Linked DNA regions of Homo sapiens: region 1 is linked to region 2. The links are chromatin loops, found by intact Hi-C in ENCODE. Cell type or tissue: Caco-2. All regions are shown on one strand. Each heading gives the region's core, and the rest is flanking DNA. Links, peaks and the distances in the headings are about the cores only.

The links. A loop is a pair of places that touch in the nucleus more often than their neighbours do. Peaks named below come from ENCODE experiments on the same cell type or tissue, not always from the same donor. Only the 100,000 strongest peaks of a DNase experiment are listed, where the experiment ranks them.
Region 1: a loop joins it to region 2, with 6 times the contacts of the local background. A loop is called at or near these places in 2 of 110 quality-filtered maps.

The regions. Positions count from the first base shown.
Region 1 is chr1:238,229,249-238,245,747 of GRCh38, reverse strand. No RefSeq gene overlaps it. Among named protein-coding and RNA genes, the nearest start is that of LINC01139, 250 kb to the left of the region's middle. In Caco-2, for the core only: a CTCF peak has its summit at 6,853 (motif pointing left); a DNase peak (open chromatin) is centred at 6,847.
Region 2 is chr1:238,944,022-238,960,520 of GRCh38, reverse strand. No RefSeq gene overlaps it. Among named protein-coding and RNA genes, the nearest start is that of CHRM3, 430 kb to the left of the region's middle. In Caco-2, for the core only: CTCF peaks have their summits at 6,936 and 8,536 (motif pointing right); no DNase peak of the experiment used is centred there.

The DNA of each region.
Region 1 (16,499 bases), core at 2,918-10,917, 710 kb after region 2:
CAACATTCTTATATATCTCCTATCAGCATATGCAAGAATTTCTCTTGAATATGTTCCCAGATATGGAATGGTTAAACCATAGCATATGTGAATCCTGACTTTAGGCAGCAACTTCAAAATGTTTTCATAGTGGCTGCATCTATCCACTTTCCCAACAGCAGATCCTGTGGATCCACATCTTTTCCTATGCTTGGTATGGACATAATTTCTCATTTTTTCCAATAGGATGGCCATAAAATCATATATAATTGCAGTCTTGAATTGCATTCCCCTCATGACCAATAATATTAACTTTTCTCCATACATTTCTTAACATATATTTTTGGTGAAATGTCTGTTTATATCTTCCGCCAATGTTGCTGTTGCATTATTTGTGCTTATATTTTGTCAATACTCATTTAATTGTGTGTGTTTTGAATATTTTTTGAGTTTGCAACTTAGAGTTGAAATTCACTTAATTTCAAAATTAACCTTGGATATAGAAAAGGGATTAATTTTAATATTTTAAGTTTAGTAATCTTCCATTTTAAAGAAAATTCTTTTTATGCCTTGTTTGACACTGCTCATATACTGAAGTCTAAAAGTACTCACTTTTTTTCAGTGCTTGAATGTTATATTTTTTACATTTATTCCTAAATCTATATAGAGGAGACGGTTCTAAATGGTGTGAGGTAGAAATCCAGTTTCAACTTTTTTCATGTAAATTATTTCTTCCTACTCAATACAACTCAATACATACATGCATTGGTCATTTTCTGGAATCCATTATGGTGCAGAGTTTGCTTATTGTGAGCCAAAACCACACTGTCATATTTGCCACCACTTCATAAAAGTCATGGTAACTGTTCTAATTCTTCCACACACACTCTCTTCCTCTCTTACTTCTAGGCCATTCTACAATTATCTTCTTAAATTCCCTGACAAATCCTGTTTCAAATTGCATTGAGTCCAGAGATCAATTTAAAAAGAAACAGGATCTCTATAATTTAAAGTCTTTATATATATATATATACACACACATATATGTGTATATATATATATGTATATATATATATATGTATATATATATATATATATATATATATATACATCGCTTACCTCTCAATTTATTTAGTCTTTTTCTCAATAATCCTTTTGTATCTCCCAATAATGCTTTTATAATTTTCCACAGGAAAGGTCTTCAACATATTTTGTTAAATTAATTCCTGGGTATTTCATATTAAGTTGTAGTTGCATAATGGTGCCTCCTTTTTAATTATACTTTCTAGTAGTTTGATGCTGATATATACATAAGTTTATTAGTGTTTCTATATTAATCATATATCCTACCAATATTGCAAACTCTCATTCTTTCAAATAACATATCTGTGTATTCTTTATGATTTTCCATGTAAACTTAAATATAGACACAGCTAACTTGGAGGCTTTCTTCTTTACTTTATAAAGTATTTAGAGCTATAACTTTCTATCTTCATACTACTTTATAGCCCTTCCCAATTTTGATGCATACAGGTTTTGTTTGTTTGTTTGTTTGTTTTTTGAGATGGAGTCTCGCTCTGTTGCTCAGGCTGGAGTGCAGTGGCACGATCTCGGCTCACTGCAAGCTCCGCATTCCAGGTTCACGCCATTCTCCTGCCTCAGCCTCCTGAGCAGCTGGGACTACAGGCGCCCACCACCACGCCCGCCTAAGTTTTTGTATTTTTAGTAGAGACAGGGTTTCACCATGTTAGCCAGGAAGGTCTAGATCTCTTGACCTCATGATCCGCCCGCCTCGGCCTCCCAAAGTGCTGAGATTACAGGCATGAGCCACCGCGCCCGGCCGATGCACACAATTTTAATTATCATTCAGTTTTAAATATTTTTTAATTTTCATGATGATTTCTTCTTAAATTCATGCCTTAGTTAAGAGCTTTCTTTTTCTTCCTAAATATTCAGTGATTTTTTAAGTTTAATTTTTATTTTTAAATTCTCAATTATTTTGTGATCAAAAGTGATGATCTGTATGAAATTTATTTTCTGAAATATAAATTGCTTTTATGTCTTAATACCTAATCAATTTCATAAATATTCCATGTGTGCTTAAAATAAAATGTGCATTCTTTCATTGTTGAATGCATAAATCTCTTTTATGCTCTTTCAATTCTATTTTAAAAACACATAGTCCATCTGTTCTAATATTTCTGCTTCTGTTCAAATTTGTAATCCAGCACTATTTTTAACTGATTGTGCTCCTCCAATGTCTTGTTATTTTGACCCATCAGCACATTTTTATCCCAGGAGATAAAGTGTGGAATCTGCGGAAATACGTGTCTGTGTTTCTATGGAACGGGGAAAGATTTACTCTGGAATTATTGCCTGAATAGCTGCAGGAAAGAGACCAGCAACTTCAGATTATCTTAACAAACATATTAAGAGACATAAGAAAATTTGAAACAAGAAATTATGGCAGCTACTCTTTCAAGCATATGTATGGGACAGATGAGCCCAATGGTACCCTTATGTACCTGTGTATACCGCTAAGTACACATGACCTACCAGAGAAATACTTATATTCTGTAAAAACTCTTAGGTCCAGTTCCATCCTTTGCTCCCACAGGAAGAAGCAGCCACAGGAGGATTACTCCTTAGACCTGTGCTTCACCAGAGGCAAGTAAATCCCTATGGCACCAGGAGAAAATGCAGATTTTACTCCAGGAGGCCCTGGTGAAGCCTGAGATTCTGCATTTCTACAACCTCCTAGATGGTGCTTATATGTTGCTGGTCCTAGACCACATTTCAGGTAGCTCAGGCTAGATTAAAATCCTCCAGTTTGGAGAAGAAGAGAGTCAGAAAGCAATTGTATATAGTTATTGACTACTGGTTTTCTGGTTTTTCTCATTTTCTCACAGTGAGAAAATGAGGGCTTCTGCACCATGCTAAGTTTATTCCTGAGGACACGTGGACTAGAGTTGTTTAGAGCAAATGTAGAGGCCAGTCTTATTTGTTCCAAGGCAGGGTCAGAGGAGAAACAAATGCTTCCAAAAATTCTTTTATTTTATACAACACAGAAGTGCAGGGTTGACTCCTGCCCCAAGACAAAGCCGATACTCTATAAATATGTACATAAAATCTTTCTCTTTCTTTCTCTGTCTCTCTAAATACACACACAAACAACACACACACACACACACACACACACACACAAACACACCATCACCACCACCACTACCACCACCACATATTTCTGACATTTTCTCTGTTTCTCCTTTCTACTTCCTCAGGGCAAATCACGTGGGAAGGAGAGAGAATGCAAACTAGCTCATTACCTTGGTCAGGACCCACTGGCTTTAAACAGACAAATAAATAAAAATAATGTCTTAGATTTCAACATCTATTACTCATCTCCTCAATCCTTTTATAGTCAACCTTCATGTGAGTTGTCTATATTACTTGCCTCCCAGTTTTTGCCTGTGAATCACTTCTTAATTCATTGAAACAGGTTTTTAAATCCACCAATCCACTAAAAGAGTGCTAGCAAAGATGGCCAATAACTATATGTCACAAAAAACACCAAACAATATTTTATTATAATGTGAAAGCTCTGGATTACTGGGTGTGGAGCATTGGTGAGGATTAAAAGAATTGATGCAAATAAAAACTCTCTAAACAGTGTCTAATACATAATAAATACTTTAAAATATTGACCAATATGATCCAACTTCACTTTTTGTCATCAAAATTCAACCCTGTTGTTTTGTCTTCATTCAATGATTGAAATATTCCCCCTTTGGTTTCTGATAACACGTTCTTCTGGTTTTCTTCTGACCTTTCTGGTTATTTCTTCTCTTTCTATTTTTAAGGTTCATGCTTCCCTAACTGGCCTTTGGATGCTAAAGATCTACAAGTCTAGTTTCTATAATCTCTTTTTATCTCACTCCGAATCGGCTTCTGTAAATGATCTCATCTGCACCTGTAGCTTCAATTACCACATCTACATAAATGACTCACATTTATTTTTATTCCAAGCCCAGACCTCTCTTTGGACCATCAGACACATTAATGAACTGCATATTTGATATGCCTTGTGTGAAGTGACATCAGCATGTCAAATTCAGCATGTCCAAAATCAAACCCATCATCACCCCTCACTCCAAATCTGGAGTTCTTCTAAAGTTCCCTGTGTCCATGAAAAACGATTCTTGTGCAAGCCAGAAACTCACATCAACATAAATCCTCCACCAAGTGCTATTGCTCTTACCCCAATGTACCTTGAGCATCCACCCCATTCTCTCCATTTCCACATCACCTACTATAAATGTCTGTGTTCCGTGGCTTCAACTCTAGAAATAGCTTCTTTACTGTCTACACACAACCAGTTTGAATGCCTAACTAAATTTACTCCACAATTCAATCAGAATCATCTTTTCAAAACATAAATCTGATGATGATACACCTCTTTTCAAATCTATCAAAGGCTTTCCAGTGCAATTTGGCATGCAAAAAAGTCTTAACTTTGCCTATGAACCCCCACATGATCTAGTCCCTACTTTCCTCATTAGCATTAGCTGAAAACATGCAACTTTGTTCTCTCTGATTCAGTCACATTATTTACTTCATCACTTACCCCCGCTTTTTTTTTTTTGACATTTCTCCCTCACGGGGTCATTGAATATGCTATCCCCCATGTCTGCAATATTTACCCTCCTCTCTTGACTTAGTTAATACCTGCCCATACTTCTGATCTCAATTCAAATACCTCTTTCTCTGTTAAAGCCTTCCTTAACCTTCAAACCAGTTGAAATCACCCACTATGGGCTCAAATTGCTCTGTGTAGCCCTCAGTGTAGCATATTGTGACCACGTGTCTCAACTGCAATTTTACCTTTGCTTACATGATTATGTGATTTGCATGATATCTTTTCTCAGAGGAAAGTTGTTTCGGCAGAAACCATCACTTTTAACAAAGGACATGGTAGTTAGTATGTATTCAGTAAATATATGTTGAATAAAATGTTATAAAATAAAATTAAATTAATATGTGTGCATTCCAAATAGCAGGACTGCATTAACTGCAAGATAGATTACCGAGTTATAACTGAAACTTAACAGGATTGGTTTTAGAACTGGTTCTGTTTCAGCCTTTCCATGGGTTCTCTCTACTGTCTACTACCATGTGGTTTTACTTCTAGATAGACAGATAGATAGACAGATCTCTAGCTCTAGTCTTTTTTTATTTTTATTTTCCTCTGACACCATCATGCTTTATGCCTTCTCTTCCTTTTCTACAAGAGATTGGTTTGACATTGGAAGGTAATCGGTGTAATTTCACACCGTAAAACAGAAAGGACAAAAATCATATAGATTTTCTAATAGATGCAAAAAATTATTGATAAAATTTAGTGCATATTTATAATAAAATTTCTTAACAAATCAGAAATAAAGGGATCTCCTTTATTGTGATAACGATGAACCACCACAAACTCTATAACAAACATTGTGCCAATAATAAAATAATTTTTCTTCATTATATTGGAAATGAGACAAGGATGCCTATTCTCACCAATTATATTCAGCTTTGTATAGGAAGTCCTAGCCACTGAGATATGATAAAAAGATAAAACCACTGAAAAAACTATATACCTCCTTATTTGTGGATTATTGAGAAAATCCAAAACACAGTCATGTACCACATAATGACGTTTCAGTCAACAATAGACAACATACACAACAGTGGTCCCATAAGATTAAAACAGAGCTGGAAATTCCTATTACCTGTTGATGTAATAGCTATCATAACTTAGTAATGCAATTCATCACCTATTCTATGTTTAGATATTTCATACACAAATACAGCCATCCGCTGCTTAAAACAGGAATCCTTTCTGAGAAACGTGTCGTTGGGTGATTTTGTTGTTATGCAAACATCATAGAGTATACACAAACCTAGATGGTATGGCCTAATACACACCTAAGCTATATGGCATAGCCTATTGCTCCTGGGCTACAAACCTGTATGTCATGTTACTGTACTGAATACTGTAGGCAACTGTAACACAATGGTAAGTGTTTGTGTATCTAAACCCAGAAAAGGTATAGTAAAATGTATTTTATACTGTATGTATAATCTTGAGACCACTGTTACATATGCAGTCCATCATTGACTGAGATGAAGCATATGACTATACTTGACATTCTCAGTTCCTCAAGTTATCTGCCTTATACAACCACTTCGTGGTGACCACCTTTCTGTGGGAGAGCTAGATACAACCTACTTGACTTGACCCACTGATCCCCATACCTGACATGGACTGTAGAGTTTTGCCACAGTAACCACCCTCAATCACACTGTGACTCCATGGAGCTCGTGCAGGCTTGATGGAAACTCACCAATTAGAACTCCCCATGCGGCCGGGGGCAGTGGCTCACGCCTGTAATCCCAGCACTTTGGGAGGCCGAGGCAGGCGGATCATGAGGTCAGGAGATCGAGACCATCCTGGCTAACACGGTGAAACCCCGTCTCTACTAAAAATACAAAAAATTAGCCAGGCGCCGTGGCGGGCGCCTGTAGTCCCAGCTACACGGGAGGTTGAGGCAGGAAAATGGCGTGAACCCGGGAGGCGGAGCTTGCAGTGAGCCGAGATAGCGCCACTGCACTCTGGCCTGGGCCAAAAAGCGAGATTCCGTCTCAAAAAAAAAAAAAAAAAAAAAAAAAAAAAAAAAAAAAAAAAAAAAAGAACTCCCATGCATGGGTAGTTACCTGCTTGGATAATGCCCGGGATCCCAATAAAGTTGTAGTCCCTTGCTCTCTCTCTTGCTCCCCACTCAATGGTTGAGGGCCTGTGTCTCAGACAGCGCCCCTCTTCCTGTTGCCTTGCAAGATGTGCTGCCCTCTGCTGGCTGGGATCTGTAAGGAAGACCCTGCTTCTGTTATTTCATGTGTTTTGTTCAGTTGCCCCCCTCTGTGTCTCACCTAACACACACACCCAGACATAGCTTCTCTGGGTCAGGACTCTTTCAGAGAGTGGCTAGGACAAGAGCCACCAGAGGGTCTGCCAGTTTAAACAAGCTTCCTATGAAAGAGACGCCTGGTCATTGGTCAGACACGGGCATTAGGCCATGCACCAGAATAAAGAAGTATCCTACAAAGGTACACTCCTCCATGGCTAAATTCTAAACGCTCTGCATAGGGCTAGAGTTTACTGCCACTCTCCAGAAAGAACTCAAGATCAAACTAGAGGAAAATACAACAGAAATAGTTTTGTCTGATAATAATATAGCTAACCGATTTTCATTAGTGTGTGCACGTTTCGTTTTCCTTTCATTCATTTTTAGCCTACCTTTGTCTTTATAAATTGGGTTTCTTGCAGGTAACATATATTTGTAACTTCTTTCTTATCTAATCGTACAATCTCTACTTTTAATTAGCGCATTTAAATCATTTAAATATAATTTAATTATCAATACAATTGAATTTAAATCTATCGTATCGCCATTTGTTTTCTATTGGCCCAATTTTTATTTTTTCACTGTTCCTGCCTTCCTTTGGATTAATTGGGTAATTTTTGTGATTTCATTTTACTTCCACTAGGGGCTCACTAGTTAGATCTTCTCGTTTTATTTTTTATAGCTGCACTGGGGTTTATAATATACATCTTTAACTTATCATAATCCACCTTCAAATAATATTAAGCCATTTCACTACAGTTTAGGAACCTTATGATGGTATACTTCCATGCACCCTATCCTATCTTTTGTATTATTATGTTGCATATTTTATTTTTATATTTGCTATACAGCCCACAATGCATATTGTTAATATTTTTCCTTCAATACTGTGAAAGTGTCACCCAATTTTCTGTTGGCTTGCTTAGTTCCTGATAAGTCTGCTCTCATTCATAACTCTGTTCCCTTTCTGTAATATGTCCTTTTCCTTGAGCTACATGTAAGACTTTTCTCTTTATTGCTAGTTTTTAGAAATTTGATTGTGATTCTCCTGAATTTGTTGTTATTTTTCTATATAGAGTTTCTGAGCTTCTTGAATCTGTGGTTTTACAGTTTTTATTAACCTTGGTAAATTTGGGACCATTATTTTTAAAACTATATTTTCTTAACCTTTCATGCTGGTACTCCAGCTTCATAAATGATTGCCTGTTTTATATGCCACAGCTCACTGAAAATTGCTTTACTTTTTTTTTTTTGAGACGGAGTCTCACTCTGTGGCCCAGGCTGGAGTGCAGTGGCACGACTTCACCTCAATCTCTGCCTCCCAAGTTCAACTGATTCTCTTGCCTCAGCCTCCCGAGTAGCTGGGGATTACAGGTGCCCGCCACCGCACCCAGCTAATTTTTGTATTTTTAGTAGAGATGGGGTTTCGCCATGTTGGCCAGGCTGGTCTCGAACTCCTGACCTCAGATGATCCACCCGCCTCGGCTTCCCAAAGTGCTGGGATTACAGGTGTGAGCCACCGTGCCCAGCCACCAAAAGGTATTTTTAAATGGAAAATTCATTAATAACAAAAAGGAAGAAAAAAAGAAAACCATAGAAAACAATACAAATAGTTTACAAAGGATTTTCAAAGTAAATCTTTGAAAATATATACACAGTTGACCCTCGGAACAACACAGGTTTGAAAGTGCAGGCCCACTTACATGCAGATTTTCTTCTGCCTCTGCCACCTCTGAGACAGCAAGATCAACCCCTCCTCTTCCTCCTCCTTCTCAGCCTTCTCAATGTCAAGACAAGGAGGATGAAGACCTTTAGGATGCTCAACTTCTACTTAACGAATGGTAAGTGTATTTTCCCTTCCTTGGGATATTCTTGGTAACATTTTCTTTTCTCTAGCTTACATTTTTGTAAAAATATAGTATACGATGCATAACACATAAAAATATGTGTTAATTGACTATGTTATTGGCAAGTCATCTGGTCAACAGTAGGCTATTAGTAAAGCTTTAGGGGAATCAAAAGTTATATTTGAATTTCTGACGGTGTGGGAGGTATATTCCATTCTAGCCAAAAAAAAGAGACTCGTAGGTTATAACTGGGCTGTCTGCTTTTCCACTCTATCCCTGGCTGAAACTCATCCCCTTCTCACCACTGAGAAACACCCTTTGAGCATCCTAATAATGCTTTGTCACTTTACTTACTTAATGTCTTCATACCTAATTCTACTTCTTAAACTTTTCATATACAGAAGCTGAATGGGATTATGGTGTCTGCCACAAAGAAATATAAAAGCTTACAGCCCATATCCCATTTTCATGTGGTAGGGCACAGTCTAGTCTCCAATTTACACTGAGATTGCACCTTAATGATAACTTTTGTGTAAATATTATATTCATATACTAATCAGGGTTTTATTATCTCACAATACCTCCTTCCACACTGCCCACTGGAAATGTGATCTAATAACAGACAAGATCATTGACCACATCAATATTCCATATTCATTTCTTCTTTTTCTAAATGTGTGCAATGGTACCCAATAAGAAAATAATATTGTTCTTATGCCTAGAAATTAAAGCATAATTCCCAAAGAAACCATGACCCTTAAGAGAAACATAGGATTTGCCTGCCCTGGAGTTGTTGGATTTCTTTGTTTTTGTTTTTGCCTTTAAGAATGGCATATCATTGTCTATTGCTATTGTATCAAATTACTACAAATTTAGAAGCTTAAAACAACATGAATGTACAATCTCAGAACTTTGCAGGTCAGAGGTCTGCATTGGCTTGACTGATTTCCTTACTCTGGATGTCAGCCAGCCTGGGCTCTTATCTGGAGGCTCTTGGGGAGAATCCACTTCCAAGCTGCTCATTCAGGTTGTTGGCAGAATTCAGTTCCTTGCAGTTATAAGGCTGAGGTTCCATTTTTTTTTTTTTGCCTGCTGTTGTCACATGGGAGTCTCTCCCAGCTCCTCCAGGCAGCCTGCATTCCTTGTCCCATTGACCTCTCCATCTTCAGACAAGCAATGGCACAGGGCTGAGTTCTCTTCATGCTTTGGATTTCTCTGACTTCCTCTTTTGCTGTGTCTCTTCTACTCCAGAGAACCAGAGAAAGTTCTCTGTTTCTGATGACTCCACAGATTAAATATGGCCTACCTGGAGAATCCAGGATTTTCTCCCTATTTTAAGGTCTGTGACCTTATTTATATTTGCTAAGTCCTTTTTGCCCTGTAAGGTAACATATTTGAAGTTTCCAGGGATTAGGGCATTAACTTCTCTTGTTGTGGGGGGAGTGGGTGGGTGTATTTTGTTCACCATAAGTGGACACATATTATTAGTCTTATTCTAAGCATGTAAATGTTTGATATAGAATAGGAAAGTTAGTGAGGCCACAGGAGAAACTGAGAATGAGGCTTGGAAGGAAGACAATTATTGCACCTGGAGGTCCCAGTGATACAATGATAGAGGCAGGAGGCAGGGAAATTCTAGGTAGAAAAGGGCGGGTCCCTGAAAAAATCCCACCCTCAAGTGTGATACCACAGCCCAAAGTGAAAACTTATATCCCTGTTTTCCCACACGAATGTTGCCTTTTCCAAAACCATCCATGGCCTGCCCCACCCCTCATCTTGTGCCCATAAAAATCCCAGAACTCAGTTGGCAGAGAAGAGAAGTCACTGGACATCAGACGCTACGGTTGGATGCCAGAGAGAAGTAGCTTGACTTGAGAGGGACAGTTTGATGGCATAGCTTCAGAGAGGAGTCTGGCTGGGGACAGCCGGACTTCAGGGGAAGATTACCTTCCTACTCCGTCCCCTTTTCAGCTCCTCTTTCTGCTGATAGCCATTTTCATCAGCAATAAAATCCCTCATATTTACCATCTTCAATTCGTTTGTGCAACCTCATTCTTCCTGGATGTTGGACAAGAACTCAGGGGCCAAGAATGTGGATGCAAAAGGCTCTCACACTAACCCTTTGCTCTCGCTGGTGGAAGGCAGCTGCCTCACATGAAAAGGCAGAGGGTCCACTGAGCTGTTGTCAGTTAAGTTGTCCATGGATGGCCAAGCTAAAAGAGCACTGTAACACTTCCTCTGGGGCCTCAGGAGGCGCAGGTACCTCCCAGATGCTGCTGCAGGGCTGCTACAGAGTTGGCTCAAGCCGGCACCCAAAAGCACTTGCCCCAGGTCCTGCACCTGCTCACCTGTGTCTTCCCTCCCATGAGGGGTGGAACACAGCAGGTTCGGGTGGGTGGAGTCTCTCCCTGCTGGTGCCAGAATGACCAGCTGACTCCAGCACTCATGTACTCCAGTTCCTGCCTGCAAAGGGGTCAGAAAACTATCCTGTTTCACTAGAGCATCTCGAATCTGTAGTTTTACAGTTTTTATTAATCTTGTAAATTTGGGAGCATTATTTTTAAAACTATATTTCCTCTGCCTCTTATGCTGGTATTCTAATTTTATAAATGATTACCTGCTTGATATACCACAGCTCACTGACGATTGTTTCACTTTTTGTTTACTTTTTCATCTTTCGGAGCTTCATTTTTGATACTTTATCTTGCTATGGCTTTATGTTCACTGATCCACAGTGCCTAATGTGTTGTTAACGCTGTTTGAGGTGTTTCTTATTTCAGATAACGTATTTCTGACATTACCTGAAGAGGGGGTCATTGGACACCATACAGTGTCTCAAAGGAAGCACCAGGTTTTGATCAGGTAGCAGAAGACAAGACAGGAAACAGTCAATACCAGAGCCTTAATTGAGGTTTTGGTGGGAAATGTAAGGCAGGGCAGGGAAAAGAGTTTTGGGTTGGTTAGTTTGAATGAATTCCAGCAGGACTGGGGCTACAGGAGTGGTCTCTAGTGGCCTGTACCTGGCCCTAGGATGATTTGGATGGAGGAAATATTGGCTTGGTGTGTGAGGGTGAGGTAAGGGGATTGTTGGGACTATAGACTCAGGATTGAGTGCTTTGCATATCATGGATGTGCTCTTAGGCAGTTTGTTCTTCTCTTTAGGAGTTAGCTAGCTCTGGGAAGGCTAGTCTTTCCTTGTTCTGCAAGGCCCTCAAATGCTAGATCATCGACAATACAAAAGAGTCAGAAAATATAGCTAATATAATTGATCCTGTGATAAATAGACGCCAAACTGACAAATACAGAATTGAGGAAAACCCATAGCAGTCTATTAAGAATGAACCTTCCCCCATTCTGTAGGTAAAAGCCATTGTTCCTCACCATCCTTCCAAAGGAGTGGACCCTTAACTCAATGTCAGAAAGAACACTTGCTAGACATTAAGCAGTCTTTGTTTATACACGCCCAACCAGGTAGATTTGGGGCCTTCCACTATATTGTACCTGAATTATCAAACCTTGTATATTGTGGGCTTGATAGAATTTGCAACTTAGAACTATCTATTTTGTACCTACTAAGTGATATGAACTAAGCTACTTCCTTTCATTGGCTTCATCTCTTTTTATATATCCCATCTAGTCTCATTATTTTGCTGGTATGTATGGTGGTCCTGCCTGCTGGTTCCCAGACCACAACCTGATAGCAAAACAATAGATTATTTTCAACTTATCCTGAGTTACACAACAGTGCCCATATGACATCATATTATTACAATTGGTTATTAGGAAATACAACATCCAAAAGAACATTCGGTCCATTTTAAGCAGTTTTTGTCTACTACATGTTCTCAAGTAGGTGTGGGGTTCACCGCTTTACTGTAGCCAAATTGTTCAAATTAATGCAAGTAAAAAAGGAGGAGAGGATATATCAGCTTTGCCTATTGATGATCACTTTCATTTTACACAAAACACAAATGAAAGATATTGATTAATGGTGGCTAAATATAAATAAACAAAAAGAAAGAAAGAGGACGTTTTCTATAGTTGATTATTAGGCATGAGCTACACTAAATAATCAAAAGTTATTGTCTTTTACATCTGACACTGCCTTCTTTTGTCATTATACACAATTTTTTACGGATTTGAAGAATTTTCTCCTAAGCTTACTTAAAGACCAAACATTCAGTGCAGCATCCTCATCTGGAACCTATGTGTAAAGATGTATTTATAAAATAAACTCTAGGTGTCTAAGCAAACACCATTCATTTTTTAAAAGAGCTGATTATAATTTGAGGAATCAGGGTGATAACCAAAAGCAATACCATTTCTGGCTTCTGAAACTATAAAATTAGCTAGGTAATGACATACTTTTCAGCTGATTAAATTTTTTTTTCTAGCTGGGACATCTGCTGTCATTTGAAAACTGTCCAGTATGAATATCTGAAGCAGATGGGAACAGCATGGAAGATGTCAGATTTGCTTGTGGTGTAAGTAATATTTGCTTTTTTTGGACAAGGTTTTCTGCAGAAAAGAGGTTGCTATTTACTCTCAATTTCAGTCTTAGACAGTGGTTAGTAATGACAGGTAAGAGTAAACGTGGCATCTGGGAAGAGGTGCTGACTTCCTAGAAGTAAGGTCTCTAGGCTGCTGCTTAATGCTGCTTTTATGCTCACATGTTGTGTGATTAAACACTTGGTGAGGCCCTGGGGCTGCCAGCTGGACATGATTTGACACCCTTATTAATCTTGAGAAATGTTCTCACTTTCATCCAATTAGAAAAGTTTTGGAAAAGCCCCCGTGCCATGCGGCTGTGTTGCTTCCAGTAGATAATGCCAGTTGGCAGTTATCTTTTCATAAACTGGTCTGAGTGTTTCAGGATAGCTCCTGTTTTCATTAGCTGCTCCGAATATTTCGGGATAGCTCTTGTTTGTTGTAATTTTATGGGTAGAAGCTGTCAATGGAAAGTGGATGTTGCCTACCACAGGCACCTGAGAAATGCTGGAAATCTTTGAGGATCTCCAGAATCCCTAGAGCCAAAATATGGCTTTTCTCCTTCTGATTGCTTTCTCTTTGAAGCCTGGCCATGAGCCTCCATTCCTGGCATCTTGCTTACTGTGCTCTATGGCAAGGGAGCAAAAGAGCATGGAGTTCTGAAGCTGAAAAACTCAGTCTTTCAAGAACAAAATTTCAGTGGAGTGCTTACGGGGATCTGGACCTTTTTCCAGGTCCTGATGCATTAATGACTAAAAGAGTGTCTGTCCTTTAAGATCTCACAGTCCAGTGAAGCATCAGCTATGTGAACAGATTATTACATGCAGCAAGTTTTATAATAAGCACTTGTACAAATTATTATGGCAGAAAATAGGGGAAATCTGGAAAAAGAAGTTTTAGTTGACTATTTAAAGATCAAAATAATTCATTTGGGCACAAAAGTGAAGGAATATTATCCCAGTAAGGAACAAACAGAGGGAGGGACAATAATGCATTTGTGGGCATTAGGCATACATTAAAGGAATGACCAGACAAGGAAAGGATGTTCTATGTAAGTGGTTACCACACTTTGTGGCTTCAGAACATCTTTACACTGCTATTACTGGGGACACCAAAGAGCTTCTGTTTATGTGGGTTATACCTATGCTATTTACTGTATTTTAAATTTAAGTAAATTTAAACAGACATTTTTTAAACACACATAACATGTTAACACATGGAAATAACTGTATTTCCATAATGGGAGTAAAATAGCACAGAGTCACACTGCTTTATATTTTTGAAAATTTCTTTAATTTCTTGCTTAAGAACTGAATTAGATTCATATAGCTGCTTCTGCATTCAAATAGTTGCAATATGTTGTTTTGGTTCAAGTATGTAAAAAATAATCTAGTCTAACACATACAGGTAGCTGAAAAGTGATGAGATTTTCAATTGCCTTTACAGATAACTGTGATTATTCTTCTTCAATATGACCCAAAAATTATACAAGTGGTAGTTTCTTAATATTTTTGCAATAAAAATGTGAAACTATATGCAAAGGCATTTTAAACTCAGTTACATTAAAATCCACTGGTCTGTTCTGCACTGTGAATGGACATTTTACCATGAATGATTTTGTAACATCACACATTGGTCATTGGAAAAATACTGTTTCACTCAGTTAAGCAGATCTTCCAAATGTTGTCATATTAATCGTACAATACTAAAAAGTCACATTTGCTAAAGTCGCCACTAATTTTATCAGAAAAAGTCTTTTAGTGCTGAGAAACTGTCAAGTTCAGTGGTTGATATGAGTTCTGCAATATTCTAATTTTTGCTTGAAAGTTTTAATTTTATCAGTTGTTTCCCTTACAGTGACAAACCACATCTGAATACCTAGTTTGTCTGTCAGTCATGTTTTTAAAGTAAAAATGGTGTTCCATGAAAAGTAGCAGCAAGCACAGCTTGCAACTCAATCTTACAAGTACTTTTCCCCAGGACCATCATTGTCCTTGGTATGTAGCGGAAGTACTTAATGTGTACGTCCCATTTCACCACACAGAATATTTTTAAAGCATGTACTCAAGATTACATAAAATTAGTAATTTTATACTACTTTTTTCAGGACATTCTTACGTGAAACTGGCTGGGTTTTTTGTTGTTTTTTTGTTTTTGTTGTTGTTGTTTCCTTTCTGCAGTGTGTGCAGAAGAATATAATGGCCCCATGCATAGTTGGGTACTTCTGCCTTGATTGGTGCTCAGGCCCCAGCTATTTTAACCACCACTATTTTTGAACCGTTGGTGCAAGTTCCAACATAGCAGAAGGGCCAATAATGCCCAGCTTTGATTGTGCACACCCCCTGCGTGGGTCTTGAATACCATCCTTTGGAACAGCTGTTCTAAATAAAATTAAAAATAGAACAAAAGAAACATGAAAAAGGAAATTTACTGAGCAACCTCTATGTACCAGGGACTAAAGAGCATTACAGTTCATTTAGTTTAACTGATCAAAACATGAAAATTATCAAAAAATGAAAACAATTAAAATAAACCAAACAAAAAATAAAACTCTTAATAAATTAGCTAAGGCAAAAAGGGACTGCATTAGTTCACACAACAAAACTGAGGCCAGGGAAGGGGTACCACAGGAACCCAAGAATAATCGAAAGTTGGCGCCAGGTGCAGTGGCTCACGCCTGTAATCCCAGCACTTTGGGAGGCCGAGGCGGGCGGATCACTTGAGGTCAGGAGTTCGAGACCAGCCTGGCCAACATGGTGAAACCCCGTCTCTACTAAAAATACAAGAATTAGCCAGGCGTGGTGGATGACACATGCCTGTGATCCCAGCTACTTGGGAGACTGAAGCAGGAGAATTGCTTAAACCCGGGAGGCAGAGGTTTCAGTGAGCTGAGATCACGCGGTTGCACTCCAGCCTGGGCGAAGAAGCGAGACTCCGTCTTAAAAAAAAAAAAAAAAAAAAAAGAAAGTTGGAAAACACACACGCTCACGCCCTCTCCATCTCTCTCCCTTGGACTTCGATCTCTGACCGACTGTTGCCATGAAGTTGGGACTTTGGCTGCTGGCAGCTACTGGTTCATCTTTCTAACTCTGTTATCAGAAAGGAAGAGACTCTCTTCCATTATTCTAATGTAAAAAATGCCAGGGAAAGACTGGTTCATCTTGGGTAATATGCTGTCTTTGTGGCCAGGATTGGGGATGGGAGAGGTAGAGTTAGGAATGGCTTCTGTGATTGGCAGGGG
Region 2 (16,499 bases), core at 3,619-11,618:
AAGCAGAGGGGTATTCCCTTAGCTGCCAACCAAACAAAACTACAACAATGACTTTCTGTTCCTTTTGGATATTGGTCTGTAACTGCCCTTTCATTTCTACAGGTTTTCCTTTCATTTCATGTGCTTTTAAATTCCTTGGCTCAAGGATTTCCTAATCTCTTTCTGTGGTCTCTGGGATGACACAGCCAGTGGGAAAGGCAAAGTGTCATGATTTAAAGTTCAGCTTCAATTTTCTAGTTTGTCCTCCCTTGGCTTTGCTGAGTGTTGTTACTTTCTGAGCTGCATCTTCCCACGCATTCTGTGGTCTTACAAACTGGCAAGGACCCAGCCTGGTACTGAGCGTCAGTCATAAAGTCTTGGATTTGCCTAAGGATGTTGTTAATCCTATTGTGTTCATTATTATGAAATACTTACAAAACTGCAGAAAAGAAAAACCCTCAGTATTTTACTTACAAAACTGCAGAAAAGAAAAACCCTCAATATTTTGTCACAAAAGAGTACTAGAACTTTTTAAAAAACAACACAATAAAAGTTGTGCCTGTCACATATTGACATCAGCCCAATTCAAAGGGTATTTTTTTGTTTAACCCCTACAAAGTAATAAAGCATTTAGGAGAAAAAGGTAGATTAAAAGGTACAGGCTCCATTTTGAAATAATTCAGGGACCAATGCAGACACAAATAAATAAGTCTAGTTACGTTCAGATTGAGCATGTTATTTTTGTTATGATAAAGTAATAATCATACAGAAAATGAAGAAATTATTTATTTAGAGACAGGGTCTCACTCTGTCACCCAGGCTGGAGAGCAGAGGAACGATCACAGCTTACTGCAACCTGGACCTCCCTGGACTCAGGTGATCCTCCCATCTCAGCCACCTGAGTAGCTGGGACCACAGGCCAACGCCACTAAGGCTGGCGACTCTTTGAATTTCTTGTAGAGACAAGGTTTTGCCATATTGCCAAGCTGAAATTCTATATGTCTAGGTGAAATTCTGAAGAATTTAAATTAGGAAGGCATGTTATCCAACATGAATAAAACCACATAAGGAAAATTTAAGGAAATAAACAATCAGAGAATTGAGAAATATTTATGTGCCTTATTTAATAAATAGTTATTGAACATTTACAATAATGTTTAATAAAATAACATGTTGTAGTTATTCCATAACTAGAAGATTGTGTTTTTCTAATTCTATCATTCAATCTATATTTATTCCTGATACTTTTTAAAGAAGTTTATTCTAATATCAATTTGGAATATTTGCTAACATTGAAACACAATTTTTACTAAAAAAAAAAAAGCACAAATGCTATTTCTTTTCCTATAATCACTCAATCTTTAAATAAGTAGTTTGTTTTATAATTCACTTGGTGAAACAATTAGGGTTAGAAGGTCCTAATTATGGCCTTAGAGCCTATGGTGAGAATTTTTAATCTTCATTTCTGTGTAATAACAAAATAATTCAAGAATTTTAGGCAACAGAATGAAATGTGCAGATTTGTGCTTTTTGCATAGTGTCATATATTTCCTCCCTTTTGTATGTCTTTATAAACTGAGGAATATCCTACATAGATAAAACTACACAAATCTTAAGTGTACTTAGAGTTCAATGAATTTTTTTATATATATAACCACTACCGAGATCTAGATATAGAACATTTCCAACATACCAGGAAGTTTCCTCATGATCTTTCTCAGCCTCAAGATGCACTCAAATGACCCCTGTCACCTGATATTCACATCCTTGTAGTCTCCTTGCACAATAAATAAGGCTATATTTTTGTGTAGACAAAATGGCATGTGATCTTTGAGACTAGATTATCAAAGTCATTATGCCTTCTTTCTTGTACCCATGTTGCTTTCCTGGATTAGATACTCTGGGGGACATCAGGTGCCATATCATGAGGAGTCTCAAGCATTTCTATGAAGTAGTCCACATGATGTAGAACTGAGGCTGTCTCCTGCCAAAAGCCATTACCAGCTTGCTAGGCATGTGAATGAACCATCTTGGAAACAAATCCACTAGCACTATCAAGCCTTCAGACAACCATAGTCTTCATTCAGTCAGTATCCTAATGCAATCTCATGAGAGACTCCAAGCCAACACTAAGCTGCTCAACAATTTCGGACCTATTGTGCGAGATAATAATGATTTATTGTTGGTTTTAACTATCACATTTTGACGTAAGCTGTTACACAGCAATAGATAACTAATACAACTGCCCAGAGAGTACCACCTAGATTGAACAACTGCCTCGGTGTGCCGGAAAATAAAAATTGCCCCAGATCTGAGACTTCTAGTGCAAAAATCAGGAAAATTCCAGGCAAAACTGGATTGAGTTGGTCAATCTAATTACGATATCTATCTCCACAGATTAGTTTTGGCTGTTGTTGGACTTTATGTTAATGGAACCATACAGTATATACTCTTTTGTTCTGAATTATTTTGCTCCAGGTATTTTTGAGATATATTGAAGTCTCTAGGTGTGCAAATAATTTTTTGTTGTTGTCAACATTTCATAATATAAATATAACACATTTTTAAAACTTCCTCATACCATCGATAGACATTTATTTTCTTTTATCCAATTTGAGGATATTATGGATTAAACTGCTATTTTTTAGGAAGCTAGGACATTCTTGTACATGTTTTTTCATAGAGTTAGGCATGCACTTCTCCTAGGAATATGCATAGAAGTAGAATTGCTGGGTCATGAAGAAAAAGATTGTTTAGTTTTTATCAAAGATATTTTCAAAGTTGTTCTATCATTTTATACTTCTACCAACAATAGTTGATGATTCTAGTTGCTCCATTTTCTCACCAACAGAGTGTGGTATTCATTGTTAGTTTAAGTCATTTCAGCAGATGTGTAATGGTATCTTAGTTTAGCTTTAATTTGCATTTCCTTTATGCTTCTTGGTCTGGGATCATTTAGGTATCCCCTTTTGTGATATATCTGCTTAAATCTTTTCTCATTTTATCTTTTATTTTGATCTGTATCTTACTGACACAAAGAATTTTTAGGACTTCTTTATATATTCAGGATATGACTAGTTTACTGCATACATGTATTGACACTGTCTCTTCCCAATAAAAGATTTGTATTTTAATCTCCTAATATTGTCTGTTGTCTAGCAGAAATGTTTACATTAAACAAAATCCAATTTATCTAACTTTTGCTTTATGTCTAGTGTTTTTTAGGTGTTGTTCAAGAAGTTTTGCCTACTCCAATCTTATGAAGATATTAGCCTATGTTTTCTTCCGTAAGCTTTGTAGTTTTAGGTGTCACATTTAAGACCATGAGCTATTTCCAGTTAATTTTCGTGTAAGGCATGAAGAAAGGTTGAGGTTCGTGTTTCTCTGTAATACCCAATGGATTCAGTAACATTTATTGAAGGGACATCCAATAACCTCTGAATTGTGGTGTGTTTTTGTTGTAATAATTGGATATGTATATAAAAGTGGGTCTTCAAGTGCAATGTGACCCTGGATTGAATCCTGGAACAGAAAACGGGCATTAGTGGAAAAACCTGGTAATTCCTCAATAAAGTCTGGAGCTTAGTAGTAATGTACTAATGTCGGCTTCTTAGTTTTGACAAATGTACCATGAAAATGTAAGATGTCAATATTAGAGGAAACTGGAGGAGGGAGTATATGGAACCTTGCCATATGATTTTACAAATTTCAAAAATATTTGAAATTACTCCAATATAAGTAGTTTATTTTTAAGAAGTTGGGTCTGCTTGGACTCAGTTTTGTTTCTTCCATTTATTTTTCTACCTGTGCATTGATTCCACAATGCCTTAATTACTGTAGCTATGTAGAAATTCTTGAAATCTCTGATGGCTTTAACCAGTTGAATGTGTGTAGTGGAAGTGAATTTTGCCAGTTTTGGAATTATGCCTTAAGGAAATCTGTCAGACTCTGCTTTGCACTTTTAGTAGCCAAGAATCTCCAACTAAGATGTTCAACTGTCCCCACTGGAGCTGTGACATGGCAAGAAAGAGAGAGGTTCAGCTATCTCAGAATCTTACTTGAGCCCAGCCTTTAAGATATTCCAGAGTGAGGCATCTTGGAACACCAGGTTATTGAAGCTGTTACTTGTATAATACTAAAGAGAATTCTTGAGCTGTGTCTGGTTAAGAATGGTAAAAGATGTTTTCTAAGCCACTGAATTTTGAAGCTGTTTATTACGCTACAACAGCTAACCAAAATAAAAGCTCAAAACAAAGGCCTAGGCTAAAGGTAGGGTAGGTGATAATTGAAGTTAAGAAAGAAGACACAAGTGACTGGGGGAAGGCAAGCAATATATAGATGTGTCAAGTAAAAGGAAAGCAGATGGCCTAAGATAATGATCTCAGGGATACATTGCATGGCTCTTTCCAAGAGATGAAAGGAAGAAAAATGAATCATAATAATGAGTAGCCACTTCTGCTTCTGGTCATGGGGGAATGCAGGGATTAGATTTACTCTCCTGCCTTAAGCAATGAAATACATGTAACAAAATATCATTTTTAAAAGTTTTCACTCTCAGGCAATAAGCAGTACAGAACTGATCCTAAAGAGAAATGGAACAAACATGCTGAACTCTATGGCGGCACCAATTTATACCCAGAAGCAACTTCTGAAACATGGTACAGGAAAAGAGCTTCCAAACAGAGCCAATTGTCTTGCTTAGTTGAGAAGACAGAGATTAAAGTTTAGCAAAACTGCTGAAGGCAGAATTTGTAAGGCAGAATGTTGAAAAATCATGGTACCAAGAGTAAGCTCCAGAAATCAGCACCAGCATCCCCTTGACTCTTTCTGCGAATGCCTATCTACACCCACAGAAGGTAAAACTTCACAAGGACAGTTGGGGGTGGCAAAGAGGTGGGGATGCCAGGACTCTTTAAAGTGCTCAGTTCCCCAGTGTGCAACAGGCACTGGGAAATGTTTGAATTCTGGCTGGTGTGCCCTGCTAACCTTAAAAACAGGCTTCCGAGAGATCAAACTGATCTGCAAGTAACTTAATTGCCTACCGAAGCAAACTTCAAAATTCTGAAGGGAAAGAAACAAAATCCAAAGAACCAAAACTCTTTAAAGAGAGAAAACAAAATTTAACGGACAACAATGTAATAGTCAAAATATCACATATCTAATAAAAAATTGTTAAGCATAAAAACCAAAAAAAGTGACTGATTAGCATAGTATTTAGTCAATAAAAGCAGCAGTATTTCTAATTCTATCATCTATAAGATGAAAATGCCAGAGTATGTTCTAAGTGTGCTCAATATGTTCAAGGACGAAACTTAATTGTGACTAGAGTGAAATGAGAAAGGAGACCCATGAAAAACAAAAGAACTTCTAGTTCCTTCTATCTGCTTTCCTTTTATTCCATACATCTACATATTGCTCCCCTCCCCCAGTCACTTCTGTCTTATTTCTTAACTTCAAATACAATGTCTGAAATGGAAAATTCAGTGGATAGGATTCCAAATAGATTAGTCACCGTGGTGACAGTTGCATTGGTGTATACACACTGCTGTATACATTTGTAAAAACTTGCCAGAATGCAGACCTAAGTGGGTATACTTTATAATATGTAAGTTATATATCTCAACAAAATTGAATTTAAAAATAGTGTAAAAAAATAGCTGGAATGCAGGATCTGGATAGGGAGTGAGAATAGTGGAAAAAATATTAGGAATTACGTGTTAATTCAGATAATAAAGGATCTTGAATTTTATCTTAAAATTGTGGCACTTTATTCTGCTTTCAAGCTGCTGTAATATCAAATTCTCACATTTTGTCATTGAACATGCTACTCTATGAATCAGTTTATTATCGTATCATATAACCAGACACATAAGAGACTTATTCAAAAATCCAGATACGAACCAGAATTTTTCACAACGCTAAATTTGGTCTGATAACTGATGCTAGTTGTCTGAGGAATTAGCCCCTGTATGAAAGTCTACTCATGAAATTATTAGAAGGAACTCCATGAGCATAGCATAAATCAAATAGACTTTAGTACTCTGACTGGGGTATTTATAAGGTGAAGTGATAAATACTTCTTTTCTACATTTAGAAATATTATTTATGATCATATTCTTTAGGTGATTATGAACAAACAAAGGACGCTCCTTTTTCATTGCTCCATGATGATCATTCTCCAAATAACATGTTCTAAGGGTGACATAACTTTAAAATTTTCAAAGCATCTTCATATATACATTTATTAGTTTTAATTATACTAGTCATAGACAGTTATACTGGCTTTGTTTATATTAGCTTTGTTATAGCTTTGTTTTTGTTTTGTTTTATTTTGAGATGGAGTCTTGCTCTGTTGCCAGGCTGGAGTGCAGTGGCTCGATCTCGGCTCACTGCAACCTCCGCCTCCTGGGTTCAAGTGATTCTCCTGCCTTAGCCTCCCCAGCTGGAACTACAGGTGCACGCCACCACACACTGCTAATTTTTATATTTTTAATAGAGACAGGGTTTCACCATGTTGGCCAGGATGGTCTCAATCTCTTGACCTCATGATCTGCCACCGCAGCCTCCCAAAGTGCTGGGATTACAAGTGTGACCTAAAAGGTGAAGGAGAAGAGAAACAAAACTGACACTTACTGAACATTTATGATGTGTCAAGCAGTGTAATACAGAACCTCTACATGCTGTCTGAGTTTATCCACACAACACCCTTGAGAGATGAAGATTTATATCTCTGTTAATAGACGAAGAAACAGAGACTGTGGAGCAAATGTACAGGCAAGTAATAAATTAACAAAGAGCAAATGTTGGAATCCAAGTATCTGGCTTCAGAAATCTATTTTGCAAACGAGAACTGCCTTGTGAAAGTTCCTAAAGAGAATCTAACTTGAGTCCAGCATATTTCATTCCAAAGCAGCGTCCTTCACTGAGCACCTACTGGTCAAACTTGATATTAACCTACTAGTCATTAAAATTAGTTTTATAATATAACAAGCTTTAATCATTCTTAAACCTGTGATTAATTTTTACTTATTTGAATGTTAAAAAAGTAGCCATAAACATAAAATTTTATCGGGAACAAGACTGAAGCCAAACTTTTATATTGGTGATTTTTTTTTTTTTTTTTTTTGAGATGGCATCTCGCTCTGTCACCGTGGCTGGAGTGCAATGGCGTGATCTCGGCTCACTGCAACCTCCACCTCCCGGGTTCAGGCGATTCTCCTGCCTCAGCCTCCCGAGTAGCTGGGACTACAGGCGCCTGCCACCACGCCCAGCTAATTTTTATACTTTTAATAGAGACGGGGTTTCACCATGTTGGCCAGGATGGTCTCGATCTCTTGACCTTGTGATCCGCCCTCCTCGGCCTCCCAAAGTGCTGGGATTACAGGCGTGAGCCACCGCGCCCAGCCTATATTGTTGATTTTTAAGATGTTTAACATCTATTTTTTTCTATAGTTTGCAGATTTTCATAGACTGCATTCACAGAATCATTTTCTGACACAATCAACTCATTCTTTTATTTAACTTCTAACAATTGACTCTAGTTTCCTATTTTGAAACATGTCTGTCTTAATTATTGGCACATAGTATTGCTCTTTCTCCAGACATGCTGCTTTTTCTCATGTCGGGAAGCATTACAGCTTTCCCCCTAGAGTCTACAACATGAAATATTTGCTGAGAGTGATGTCTCTAATTTGATAGTCCAAGATTCCCCCGGGATGTAACTGGGGACTCATACGAAGGTGATTTTAAAACATTTTTAATGCCTAGAATGAATAAGATAAATACCTTTATAGCAAGATAGTACAAAATAGTCTTATAAAAAGTAGAGATACATTTAAAATTTTTGTGGGAATTAACAGGCAATTAACAGGGCTATTTTGTTCCCACTGTGCTCTCTACAATGAAAAGAATCATGGACCCAAATGAAACTTACAGAAGAAGCTTGTGATGTGGCTGAGCAATTTCCATTCTCTTTTAAAGAACAAAGCAATAGAGCTAGCTTTTCAACTACCAAATATATCCTTTTAAATAGAATTGAAAACACTTGATCTCTCACCATGACATTGAAATGCTCTTAATTTTTAAAACAACACATTAGGCTAATTAAGTCATGTTTAGAAATGTAGTTCCCTGTGATTAGACTTGTTCTCAAGTCAGTAACAGCTGACAGCACCATGCTGTTTATAATAAAGAGTAGAAAACAATGTTGGAACTGTGGATTTAACTAATACTTTTGAAATAATTTCTAATCAGTTGATGGATTGCATAAATCTAAAGTACTGCCTTCTTTCTCTTTGGTTTTATGGTTCATGGAATTTCAGAGAGTTAAAGAAGGTCAGACACATTCAGCTGTTTAAACAGGTGTAAAACCTCACCAGTTTATCTAAAAATTACCCCTATTTAGGCAAAACTCGTATCATTTCCTAGAATTTTGTTTGTGTGTGCGTCACCTCACCAAAGTGGTGCTCTTACAAATTAAATGGATTCAAGTATATTTTTCTTGTGAGTATTGATACTTTAGGCGATTTTGCCTGAAGAGGGCAGTGCTTCACCAATGGACGGAATCTCTAAGAGTAAAATTATGGAGACCGCAGTGACTACACTACAGAGAAAGGGCAATTACAGTAGATTACTTAATCAGCATACTTGAACAGATAGACGTTTTGCTTGCTATCAATATCTGTTTGATTATAGTAGCATATTGTTAATATGTCATCTTTACCTATCTTTGCCCAGCGGATAATGTCAGGAAATAAAGGACTGCAAATGTATTCAAAAACATACCTATGCTACATGAACATGTTTCTTAAATATAATATTCTTGCATGGACATAATAAAGTCACTATTTTTTTGCTAGCTGAAATCAGAGTTGTTTTCAGGGAAAGAATGGTCTTTTTAAAGGAAAATCCCTGCTGAGTCACTTAAAGGTGTAAGGTAACATGTGACTGTTTGGGTGTGAAGGAGGCTAGCAGAGGATGGTCAAACATTCTACCTAAGAAGAAAACAAAAAGGAATTGAGGGACATTGAGGGTACCTAGAGGCAGGAGAGAGTCTGGGGTCTGGTTGCTTAAAATTATTTAAATTAAATCTTACTAAGAGAGGAGAGTTCTAGATTTTAAATTATCACTGTAGTCTTGTGAGGTCTCTCTCCTACCTGCTATGAATTTCCACAGAAAATCTATTACGTTCAATTGGCTTGTGGGCTTGTCATTAAGGGTGAGTACAGACATCAATAGAAAAATCTTTTTCACATAGCAAATACATGAATAAATACGCGAATGAATTGATTATTATATTCAGATGCATTCTCTGTGACCACTGGTCATAATTACACAAGTTATGTTCTAATATTGAAAGACCATTCAGGTCCCAGAAATACCTAGGCCAGTTCATGTCTTCATTGAATGGCACCTGCTCGGCTTTTGTGAATTCTGAGATTTGCCTTTTGCAGTCTTCTACCTCTGTCTTTCCACTGAGCTGTCAGTCACACTTAGGCCTTTAGCTGTTCTATCTATTGGGTGGCCAGTGTTCTTCACTACACTGAAATTGCTGCTGTGAGTTGCGAAAATAGAAAGTGAAAGTTATTGAAAACCATGTCAAAGACTAGTAAAGAAGCTATGATTCAGGTCAGAGATTGTGTGTGATTCTGTAAGTAACTTAAATAAACTTCAGCGTGAGGTCTCTATTTTGGTTGCTCAGGTGACCACTGTCCTCTCTTTTGTTGTTTTTCTGATACGTTCTGTGCAATAGATATTACTAAATAAATAGGAGGATATTCTATGCGAGGATACCTTGGAATGATGAAACATCACATAAAAAGTGGAGAAAAAATTTAGTTATGAAAAGCTAAGGGAAGACGTCTAGCAGAAAGAAGACGATGAGAATGATTTACATAAATTAAAAAAGGTATTAGTAGTAATAAGTGCACTGGTATAAAATTTACTGCAGGTTAAAAGTATTTTTGAATGAACCATGTGAATATGATGAAAGATATATATGTATATATATAAAATGCAAGCTAACATATACAGAATTATTTAATGGGTGTTGAGAAATATTCTTTCCTGCAAAATGACACTTTGGATTATTTTTCTTGATATCATTGCCAAAATGAATGTTAAAAAGGAGTAAATTCAGTAAAAGTGAGCAGAACAACATATTAACATAAAGTCTCAAAAATAGTTCTGTGTGTGGGAGAGAAGATGGTTGCTCTAAACTTCATTAAGCCAATTGTTGAGGAGACATCTGGAATCTGATACTAGGGGATGCCAGAGCAATAAATGTGCATAGTGATTTTGTGTTAAAATGCAGCAGTCTAAATAGGGTTTGTCTGAATAAAATGCATTATTTAGTAATGCCATTGAGTTGCCTCCCCGGGCTCTTGTCGGTGTTGGAGAAGGATGTGAGACACAGGGAAAGGGTGAAGGGCGCAGTCTCCAGGAGAGCACAGAGACAAATAAGTGATGGGCAACCAAGGCCTGCTCCCCAAACTGGATCAGTCTAGATCCTACTTAGACAGCTGAGAAATTTGTTTTTTTCTTTCAGAATTATAAACTCACTGAGGGTAGCAATCATGTATACTCTCTATCCCCATTAACTAAAATAATGGCTATTCAGTAAAAAACTATTGAATTAATGGATAGTTTATTTGCCAAGAAATAAATTCTGTCAACTTTTTTTGGAAGCACATGTCATTCAGAATTCTATGTAGTAAGAGTTTAAAGAAAAATTCTTGTGAAATATCAAGAGGTTGATGCAACTGTGTATGTATGCATTGTTTCATTAAATGAACAATGAGGCCCTACTTTTAAAAAGGTGAATGAGACCCAGCAACTGCCTTCAAGAGTTGTAAAGTTCATTGGAGACAAGTTTTACATGAGTACATTTGCTTTTTGTCTGAGAACTTTATACCCACTGTTCCTTTAAATAATGTCAATTCATTTCTTATGTATGGGAAATGAAATCTTATATTCAATAATAGAGTAGATGTAAAAGTATATGTATTAAAATATCACACTTTACTCCACAAGTTTGTACAATTATTATGTGTTAGTTAAAATATTGTTTTAAATTTTTTTCTTGCAAAAAAATGCATATCCAAGGACACTTTTATAAACTTTTATTTTTACTTTTATATTATTGCCAAAGACCCCTCCACAATGATGGTTTGGGGCAACAACATGATATATGAAATATATTTTCTTGAAAGGTAAATCTAAGCAATGAAACTAGATTTATTTAAAAATCTTACATTGATGCCATAACCTTTTGTGATACCTCTGTCTCAATGACATGCTTTTTTTCAGCCCTGGTACTGTGCATCAAATATCTCATCTTTAAGGTACTTATAAGTTGAAATTCATGCATTATTTAAGTCTTGTATTTCATAAGCATTTAACAAGTGCCTGCTAGAGGCCAGGAACTGTTCTGTACAACAGTGATTGACTAAACAGAAAATACAACAATCTTGCACTCACAGAGCTTCTCTTCTAGCTCATTCTGAGCCTTATTTTTCTCCCTATACCATTTGCACAACCACTTTATGTCTGCTCCATGTATTTCTGCACCTGTGTAGCTTGTCCATAATGGTCAATTTCTTCCAGCCAGAGTCATTTTTCTTATTCCCAGGGATTTTTAAGACCTGTGTATCTTCAAAGCCATGATCAGCTCTTGGCCTAACTCTGGTTAACATTCTTAGTTTGTATGAGTTGGTCATTTCTACATTTGGGTGCTCTTGCCTTCATCAAAGAAAAGTACTTTTTTAAAAGGCCAGTTTTTGGTTGCTATTTCAAAGCAGGTCTTTCAAACATATACAAATGAATTTCTTTTAAAAAAAAGTATCATTAAAGATTGTGCTCAGCGTAAATCCCCCTGCCCCTGACTCTCACTCCAATGACAGACACCTTTGCTTTCTATTTTCTACATCCTTTGACTGTTTGAAGCTTCACAAGCAGGTATTACTTTTTCTATTCACAGAAAACAGTAAAGATATTAAAATTTTGAGGTAGCATCTAAGGATATGTGTTAAACAAATATATTTTCAAAAGAGATTTTCAAATAGTAAGTATAATTTATAAGAGCTTTTGAAAGAGTTCTAAGAAATTCACTTGAGTATTTCTTCTATAGAATATGGATGATAAGAAATATGTCACCAGCCTCATCTGCTGTATAATTAGAAAAACCATGAAAGACAGAAGTATTTATCCTCCATAATTTGATTGGAAATCTGAACTGTTCCCATTTTAGCATGAAATTTATTTGTTAATTTAATAAATTACTGCGAAAGTGGATGTTAAGTATAAAAGAAGAAATTTTTGTAGAGCACGATTCAAAATACAGTGAATAGAGTTTAGAATTCGATTGTAATTTCCAAAGGCCCTTAGTCAGATTAACAAATCTAGCCAAAACATGACTCCTGATTTTTTGCTTTTTTCCCGTTCCAATCCCCATTCTAACCATCATTCTATTTTTGAGACATTTCTCACCTTACCACATCAAGGCCCACACTCTGGATAGCTAAATATTGAGATGGCTTAAGAATCATGGATATGATTTAATCATCCATGGATTTGTGTCCTTGATTTCATTTTTCATTCTTTATCCTCTCCCAAATCCTCCAGAAATGCTTGCATATGTCATTTGTAATGATTCTTCCACTGATGTACATTTTTTTGGTTGTTTTCAGATAGCTCAATGCCACTTCTATATGAGATCTTTAAGAATATTTTTGTGGCCCCATCCCTAGAGAAGTGATTGTCACCTAATAAGTAATATTTGTTGAAAATAGCACTATTTTAATGAATCTTTAACATGAGAAATTAGGTAACCGAAATGCTATCAGAAAAGCAAAGTGCTCTTGAAGAAATGCTATTGTAGAGCATGATGCTTCAAATGGAATGAATAAAATCTGAGCGCATACTCCCAAATGCTTTCTTATGTATTATCCTAATTATTTGGAGGTATTTGGAAAAGCTTTTAAATGATTATAAAGTAAAGATACACCGTTGTAGTAGCCAACTTCACTGATGGCCCCCAGTGACTCTCACCTACACTTTAAATGAATAAGGTTGACCTATAAAGCAAGCAGAAGATGAGGGATGTTATTACAATATCGGCCTTTCTCTCTTGGGCCATTTACTTTGGGGAAAGTGAGCTGCCAGGTCATGAGGACCCTCAAGTAGCGCTGTGGAGAGATCTCTGTGGCAAGGAACAGAATGCTCCAAACAACAGCCAGCACCCACTTGCCAGGCATGTGAGCAGACCCCCTTAGACACAATCCAATGGCCACAGTCACACCTGCAGATGACAGCAGTCCTGGCCAACACTTTGAGTTTGAATCTTATGAGGGGTCCTGAGCCGGAAGCTCTCAGCTAAACCTCTCCCAAATTCCTTATCCACAAAAGACATCATATAATAAACATTTATTGTTCTAAGCTGTAAGATTTTAAATAAATTTGTTATGCAGCACTAGTTAACTAATATAACCACATTTACTAAAGAAATCACTGTAATTTTAAAAGCTTTGTCTAGCCTTCGTGCCATCACATTACAGCGTGACAATATTATTGAAGTAAGAAAAAAATGACTTTCTGACAGAACATAACTATTTTCTATGAGATCATAACCATGAAAACTCTCCAGGGCAGGCATATTTAAATATATCTTGCTCTTGATCATTTTTATTTTTAACAATGCTAGAAGTCAACATAGCAAGTCTTATTAGTGCAGAGTTATGGGAACTTGATCTTGGAAATTGTTTTATAGCTTTTGATTTTAAAATACTATGAATATTTAATTCGGGTGGTGTTAAATTAAAATGTATCTCTTATTTTTACTATTCCAAACTTAATTTTAATAAAGTATCCTCAAAATTTAAAAAGGATGAACCATGAATATATGCACATAATTTATCTGAAAACAAAGTGATACATTTTGCTATTTTTTTTTACCTGTTATGCTTAATCTGTTTTTTAAAACCTTTTTAAAATGGTAACTAAGATGCCTAGCATTAAAAGGTAAGCATTAATCTTGTTCTAAATTAGAATGATAGGCTGATGTAGTTCGTTTCTTTCTCGGTCTTTATACTGGAAAAGAAATGCAAAGAGAGGTAACAATTCACCTATCTTTCTGGTAATTATATTCTATTATTCTTTTCTATTTATTCAAATACGTAGTTATAATATTTTTCCAATATGCAACTCATACGCGGTGTCAAGTGCACACTCTTCTCAAGGAATTCTGAATAAATGTATTTTTAGAAATTCTGAGCCTCAGAATTTCAGAAGTTTAGATGGTAACTACAATGAAATGTTAACCTCATGAAATAAAAAAGAAACACAAACTATGAGGCCTGACTTATGTATTTAACCTGTTTTTCAGCATCAGAATAAAAAGGTCTTATTTGGAAACTCAGCTCTCACCAAGTATTAATATTAAGTGCTGTGGTGTTTTAGGTTGTTAGGAAAAGATTAAGTACATTCCATGGAAATAAATGGTTTGTAAGTCACACTGATTACTAACCAATAAAGGGAACTGAGAATAATAGCATTGTTCTCCTCATCTAAGTCTCTTAATATTGAAAGACAATCTGAATTTTCTTGTGGTGAAAAAATGTCTTCAATATACTAAGTTCTCCTGCATTAAAAACGACGTCACATTTTTTATATCTGATCATTTCCACACATCTTCCCTGTGATACTTAAGTTATTGTTTATTTTTTAACTACACTAAGGTTCAAACCAAATAGACTTGGTTCATCTCTTACCAACTACTTTGGATACATTTCTTGATCATTCTTAGCCTTAGTTTCGGTATCTACGAACTGAGAATGACAATGCCTAACATTATTTCTTGGAAATATGATTGTGATTATTTTATCTGGAGAGAAGATAAAGTTAAAAAACCACATACAAAATATTTTGATGTAGAATGCATCACTCTGAATAAATGAAGTGCAGATTAGTGAACTGGGCCCTAACACCTGGCCTCTGGTGGGAGCAATATCTTACTTATATCTAGGAACATTTCCCCATATGTAAAATAAGTCAAGCTGGCATTGAGAATCATACACCTGCTTTTCTTGTCTTGGAAGAAATTGGCTTTTCTCTTCTCTTGGGGAAATGTGGAGTTGCCTGTCTTCTGATCATGGTACAGGATACAGTTGGAAGGCTGAGGCCTGGTAACCTGATGTGGCTGCCACATAGACTTCATTTGTTCACAACACATTAAAGTCCTAGGGAAGCTCCCTTTAAAATAACAACAGACGATAGATGCTAGTATCAGCAATTCACAGTTTATTTCAGGTCCTTGAGTCTGTTGCCAGCTCAGATATTGAATGGAAAAAATCCAGTCCATGAACATTCTTTCTTGCATCGAAGGGTAGGAGAAAGGCAGAGCTGGGCAGCTGGTTTTTCAATTGATTATTGAATCTCATCAGTCCTCGTCTTTCTCCTTGTCTGATCCTGAATGCTCAGTGCCATGATCCATATGTGTAATTCCCATGCAGAGCTCAGAAGCACATGGAGCACCAAAGTGTGCAAGGTTGTGAAGGCTAAGGAAAGCTTGCATGAACAGAGACAAAATATTCAGTGCAACTGCTGGCACATACTAAGCATCCAGAAAATCACATAGATTCTCCTGCTAATATTTCACTCATCTATTTAACAAGATTTGTGTATTAGTCCATTTTCACACTGCTGATAAAGACATACCTGAGATTGGGCAATTTACAGAAGAAAGAAGTTTATTGGACTCACAGTTCCATGTGGCTGGGGAGGCCTCACAATCATGGCGAAAGGTGAGAGGCACATCTCACATGGTGGCAGACAAGAGAAGAGACCTTGTGAAGGGAAACTCTCCTTTTTAAAGCCATCAGATCTTGTGAGACCCACTCACTATCACCAGAATATTATAGGAGAAACTGCCCCCCATTATTCAATTATCTCTCACCAGGTCCCTCCCACAACACATGGGAATTATGGGAGCTACAAGATGAGATTTGAGTGGGGACACAGAGCCAAGCTTTATCAATTTGCTTACTAGAAGATTCCTTAATTAAACATTTTCTCCTTTTGTCTTAAAAATGTTTACCTTATGAGAAATGTTTATCTAAGTATGTTGAATGAACTTGGAGGTGATGGCAATCATGCTCGGATTTAAGATGAATATATTTTTATGTATCACTAAAAAGACATCTGCTTTTCAGTTTTAGGCAAAATGACTCTGGTTTGCTCACCTCTGCCATGCATCAGTATCTGTCAGTAGATTTTGAGTGTGGCATGCAGGTCACTGAGCTGCTAAGGGTCACCAGCAGGAGGGAGCCAAGTGCCAGGTGGAGCTCCTCCCTGGACAGGGGGAAGGGGACAACCCAGACAGAGTATCCAAATTGCTCTTTGGATAATCTTTTTAGGTCAGAGCTCTCTCTAGGGTACATTTTTTCCCAGGACATCTAATCAAGTGGAAAGTTATGACATGTCATGGTAAATGAGTTAGGGATTAAAAGTTTGGGGGTTGGGGGGAA